Regions from separate parts of the Homo sapiens genome. Here region 1 is linked to region 2. The links are chromatin loops, found by intact Hi-C in ENCODE. Cell type or tissue: heart left ventricle. All regions are shown on one strand. Links, peaks and the distances in the headings refer to the core of each region. The heading gives the core; the rest is flanking DNA. Region 1 overlaps ZBTB16 (zinc finger and BTB domain containing 16). Region 2 overlaps ZBTB16 (zinc finger and BTB domain containing 16).

Evidence for each region. Peaks named below come from ENCODE experiments on the same cell type or tissue, not always from the same donor. Only the 100,000 strongest peaks of a DNase experiment are listed, where the experiment ranks them.
Region 1: a loop joins it to region 2, with 2.0 times the contacts of the local background. A loop is called at or near these places in 25 of 110 quality-filtered maps.

What each region holds. Positions count from the first base shown.
Region 1 is chr11:114,123,479-114,126,389 of GRCh38, forward strand. All of the region lies in intron 2 of ZBTB16 (zinc finger and BTB domain containing 16), which reads left to right. Among named protein-coding and RNA genes, the nearest start is that of ZBTB16, 65 kb to the left of the region's middle. In heart left ventricle, for the core only: no CTCF peak of the experiment used is centred there; no DNase peak of the experiment used is centred there; H3K27ac peaks cover 1,021 bases.
Region 2 is chr11:114,179,341-114,182,251 of GRCh38, forward strand. All of the region lies in intron 3 of ZBTB16 (zinc finger and BTB domain containing 16), which reads left to right. Among named protein-coding and RNA genes, the nearest start is that of NNMT, 120 kb to the right of the region's middle. In heart left ventricle, for the core only: a CTCF peak has its summit at 1,315 (motif pointing left); a DNase peak (open chromatin) is centred at 1,366; H3K4me3 peaks cover 882 bases; H3K27ac peaks cover 2,500 bases.

The DNA of each region.
Region 1 (2,911 bases), core at 249-2,748, 56 kb before region 2:
ATATATACACATATGTACAGGCATATATATACATATATGTATGTATGCACATGTCTGTCTGTGTGTATGTAATTAGAGAGGACTTTCTGGAAAAGGAATGTTTGAGGGTGGCCTTGGGTTCCTGTTGGCTGTGAACACACTCCTAATGAGCTGCCCTGTGTCTCAGTTTACACATGGTATTTGAAATTGAGTCTAAATTCCCATTTCTTGTACTTTCTGAGGAGCAGTCAAGAAAGAGCCAGATTTACAGTTTGCCAGTCTCTTAGCTCTATGTTCCAAAGGAATTAAGTCACTCTTCTTGACAGTGGCCTTAAAATAGGGTTTTAATAAAATGAAAAGAGGAGCAGTGGAGCCACCCACCCCTGTCACCTGTGGCTAAATGGATATACGGGCGCCAGGCTGCTACGGGAGCCTTTTGTGGTGTCACCTCCAGTGCCAGTGGGATACGTGCCGCAACAGAGACCAGATGATGAATATATTTTTAAACTTGGAACCCATGAACCACTTATTATTTCTGAATTAGGAATCAAAACATATGAATAATTTCAACAGGGTTTCAGCAGATGTATTCTGCTTTTAAGGTCACTCTGCTTTGCGGAGATGGTCGGGGGTAATGGGGAGTGAAGTCCAGCCTGATTCTCTTTGTGACTCTTAGGACATCTGTGTCATGTTTGCTCAATTTAGCAGTCACCGTAAGTGTGATGCGAGGCCCTCATTGCGGGGTCAGGGTAACTTATGGAAGCAAACAGCCTTCTTTATTTTTTAATACATCACTGTCACCTGCGCTTATGCCAGGGGTTATTAGAAGAAGAGGGGCTCTGGGTGGCCATGTGTTCATGGCTATGATGACTGAAAAGGCCACAGCATGCAACAGAGTCCTCAGATTTACCCCCAAATGCTTCTCCCACCCTCTATTCTCTCTTAGCATCTCTCCCTGAACCTCTTTCGCCAACCCCCTACCAAACAAGGTCCAGAATTGAGGTGTTCTGGAATTCCAGCCTTGCTAAGCTCTGGGATTAAGGCCAGTCATTTGGAAAGGGGATGGGGGAAGAGGCAAAAACAAAACAAAAAAAAAAACCAAAAAAAAAAAAAAACAAAAACAAAACAAAAAAAACCAACTGAACATTAACCCTTTGGGTCCATAGCACTGAGAAGACCTCACCATTTCGGCCACTGGCAAATCAGCATCTCTTGGCCATATCCCTGAAACCTGAGCTTCATGTACCAGAAGGAGACAGTTAAGCCAAGTCAGGCTGATGAAAATCTCTCCGTTCTAATGACTGTGCAGGGTACACCTGTTCCAGCCTCTCACTTGCTCTCATTGTCAGTTGGACGCAGGTATTGAATGACCACTGAGTGTGGAGTGCAGCACGAGGGTGCTGTGGAGGAGGAGAGTTCATGAGCAAGAAGAGAAGCAGTCTCTTGACCTCAGGAAGCTTGCACTGTGTTTGGGGAGGCATGGTCATGCTCACTCTCTTGCTCTCCCAGCACAAAGGGAGTGGGCTAAAGGGTGGGAGGGAGGCAGATAGTTACTGGGCCTGACCCTCTTCTCGGGGTCAGCCACAGATCCCAGATCCTTTACCTTCCTCATCTGCCTGTTTTCCTTTATAGTTCTATTGGAGTTAAAAAAAAAATGACAGCAGTGTCAGTAACACACACTCATTTTAACAAGAGAGGCAGTACAAAGATATCTATAAAGAATTAACAGTATTCCTTATTTGCTCTCCATTTCAGCTCTCCTCTAGGGAAATGAATGTGCTTTATTTTTATGAAATAATTTCAAGCTTACAGAAAAGTTTCAAGAATAATACAGAGAGCACCCATATCACCTTACCCATTTGGAGTTTACTGATTTTTAATAGTTTGCCCCACTGGTTTCCTTCCTGATCTATGTAACCGTAGAGCAGCCTTTTGAGGTAGGAGACAGGTGGTATTATCTTTTTGTGTGTTAGAGGTGAGAAAGCTGTGGCCCATGGAGTTGAGGAGTGTGCCCAAGGTTATCTAACTATCCGACAACAGGTTTCCCACACAAATTCCACATGATGTCATTCTTGTTTTCATTTTTGTCTTTCCTTGTAGGACTTTTTTTTTTTTCATCGAGCCTGCAGAAGGGGCCTGTCTTGCCTTCACAAGGAGGAGATGGTTGCAGGAAAGTAGGAGGTGAAAGGTGTCCTCCAAGTCTCCTCCCCCAGATCAGTCGGACCTCCTGGCCTCCTTTGGTTTTCCCTCTAGGGCAGAAGCGGTGCTGGCTGGAGGGGGTCCAGGTGCTGTTTGTTGCAGGAGCGCCATCTTGCTTTAGACCTTTTTCGTTTCAGACAGCTAGAGGAGGTCTTTTACGGTCCTACTTGACCCCCATAAAGGAAGTTCACTCCACAATACGCATCTCTTTTCACATGAAGAGGCAACAGAGGGAACAAAAGGAGCAAAGCAGCCTTCTCCTGAAGAGGTGAAAATATCACTGCCTTTTGGAGCCAGATCTGGGTTTGCACACTCCAACTCTTGGAGTGATGTGTCCTTATTTGTAAAAGGAGAGTTCTGGAGTACATTGGGAAGCAAGTCATCAGTCATATCCACAGCCTCCTGCTCCTGTTAAATGTGTCCTCCTAGATGGAAAGGTTGGAACAAGCTGTGCCCCATAGGTTCTGCCATTTTTAGGATCTTTCTGGCACTGAGACTTTTGCTTCTGTGATCTCTCATTGGAATCCATTTCTTTTGCCCAGGCGTGGATAATGCTTTTGTCTAATGCCAGCTCTGCCCCATCTGGTCTTAAAACGAGGTGAATCTGCTGCTCTGTATTGAAATATGTGATCTAGAAGGAGCCATAAAATAGGAACCTTAATAACTCTTTCTCTCTGTTTCATTATCCATGCAGTTTTCCTGGCAGCTGTCCATTCCGGCCTCATTCCCACCT
Region 2 (2,911 bases), core at 322-2,821:
AAAGAACACACAGTGCCGGCCTTTGGAATTGGCAGCCAGTGTGCTGTTCTCCGTCTGATAAGAGGTACTGTAAATAAAACTGTACACCATGGCCTGTTGTAAAATGCCCTGCGTCTGTACTCATTGTTCTGACAGCTTATGCTTTTTTTGGGTCTGCTGTTTTGGTACACTCTGTACTTCCTTATGTAAGCAGGCGTGCAGATCTCATCAGAACATTCAAGATGTTTATTTTAAAATCTCAAGGAATTTTGAAAAAAAGGACACACCACTCAACATTAGATGCTGGCAAACATTAGGTGTTTTTTCAGTGGTTCTTTTTTTTCTCCCTTCTTATTATTAGCATGGGGGTGGGAGAGGCTTTGGAGAGGGAGGGATTTGAATTTTTTTTTTCTTCCCTCATTGGCTTCTGCCTTATTTCCTTCAGAGAGACACCACCCCATATCTGATTGCATTCAGTGTCTTCTGCTTCCTTCCTGGATGCCGGGACCCCCTCAGCCTCATTTCTGGTTAGGGCAGGTAGGGAGGGAGGTTCTTTGACAAGGGGGAGAGGGCAGCTGCAGGGAGCTTGTCATGGCTTCCACTGGATTTCAGCTTTATTGTCATTGGGATCCTGGGCATTTAGAGAAAGCTTTATGTTTTTGAAAGTGCCCTGCTGGCTGTTCCCTCCTTTGATTCCTGTGAGTTGGGGTGATCCTTGGCACAGAGGGAGAGCTGCTCCCACACACGGAGGCCTCAGTCCCGCCTCTGGCATGTGCGTCCTGTCTTTCCACCGAACTTTAACTGGCTTTGAACCTTCCTCCTTCCTTTATCCCCAACCTTCTGGAGGTGTCGGGAAGTCAGGGAAAAAGGGGAGAAGAGTAGGAGTCTGGAGAACCCAAAATGGTCAGGGAGCTCCCTACAGGGTGGTGCTTAGAACATCCCGAAGCCCTCATCTGCAGGGTACCTGGGAGACTGGTAGGGGCAAGGATGTCCGCCTGTCTCTTTCACAACTGGGTACCTGGAATCTCAGATAAACTCAGTGCCTGGGGTAGGGAGTAGTCACTCGGCAGATCACTGCCTGGGGGGCAGGAGGCTCACTGACTGTAGCGGAGGGAAGGGTTGTTTGTTGGCTGCCACAGTGAGCATTGGACTGGGTTGGGAGCAGACATGCTGATGAGAGGGAGATCTCACACCAGAAGAAGCAGACAGCCCCACTTCCTAACCTTTCCTCCCTTTTCCTCTCAACTACCTGAGACCTAGCCAGAGACCATGTCCTTGAGTTTTAAATAGGGGGTAGTAGAGAACGGAGTGTGCAGAATAAGGACTCTGCCACCCCCTAGGGGACAGACAGCTTGGCAGTGCCCTGAGTGGCCATTGCGCCCTTCCCAGGTGAGTTCTGCACCCAGGAACCTGCCTGGGACTTTCTTTGTTTAACAAGCATTTAGTGGGCACAGACTGTATGCCAGGCATGGCGCAGGGTATCAGGGATATGGTAAAGCCCAAGACAGGTGGGAACCTGCTCTCACAGAGCTTACAGTCCACTGGGAAGATGGAAGAGAGCTCCAAATACAGGACAGTTGAATGGGGCTCCAGGGGCTTGTCCAGAGAAGATTTCAGAGCCAGGTTGGTGAATAGCTGCTGATACTGACATATTGGTTCGATGGCAGATTTTTCTGCTCCCCTCAACAAAACAATCACTCATCTTTAAATTAGAGGAACAAGGTGGGGTGTGCATGTGTGCGTTCATGTATGTGCACGTGTGGTACTGTGTGTCTTTATGAATGTGAGACTCACTTTACACAAGATAAATGGCCCCCAAATAACTGTACATCCAATTCCAGTAAAATCAGTCATACTTTAATTGCATGAAGGGAGCTCTTTCTTTAAAGGAAAAGTGACTGGAGAAGATGGTAGCTGCGACTTACTGGTTCTGTATATCTACCCACCAGCTGTAGGATGGAGCACTTTCCCCACCTTGTCGCAACTCTCCAAGGGACCTCCCCTTACTGCTTCCATTTTACAGCTGAGGCAACAGGCTCCCTGAGACTGGCAGCTTGCTGAGGGTCACAGCTGGCGACTAGCTTGCCTGGGATTTGACCTCTGATCTGTCTGACCCAAATGTTGAGTTCTTAACCACACTGCACTGCCTCCTGAGGTATAAATGGCACCAAGGACCTCTGCTATCCACAGAATGTTTTGTGATTGACAAGGAGTTTTGTATTCACTTATGTCTATTATCCTGTTTGCTCCTCACAGCAGCCTCAGGGAGGCAGACAGATAGGCTTATGCCCATTTTACAGATTGGGAAATCAGTTCATCAAGGTGTGATGACTAGTGTGATGCCCACAGCTGTGAGTGGCCAAGTTAGGCGTGGGATCTCGTGCCTGCACCTCTAGATCCTGCTATTTTTCTCGGTTTGCTTGGATCTGTGATTGCTGTGGTTAGCAAGGGTCTAGCGCACTTTATCTTCTGCTATTCTCCCTCTGCTATTTAATTTCTTTCCCGCAATCTATCCCTTAACTTCCCCCAGCCCCGCATCTCCCACCTCCATGTCACTCCATCCCGTGCAGCTGGCCTCCTTGCTCCTCTTGCCTTGCCTGGCGAGGGTGTTCTCACGTGGTGGCCTTGCTCTATGCAGATGTCAGTGCATCAGCAAGGGCCTCCCTGACTACGCTGTGTAAAAGAACAGCCCCTGGCACTCTCTGTTTATCTTTACTCAATGCTTTGTTGTTGTTATTGTTGTTGTTTTGAGACAGGGTTTCACTCCTGTTTCCCAGGCTGGAGTGCAATGGTGTGATCTCAGCTCACTGCAACCTCTGCCTTCCGGGCTCAAGCTATTCTCCTGCCTCAGCTTCCTGAGTAGCTGGGATTTTAAATCAGCCACCATGCCTGGCCAATTTTTGTATTTTTAGTAGAGATGGGGTTTCACCAT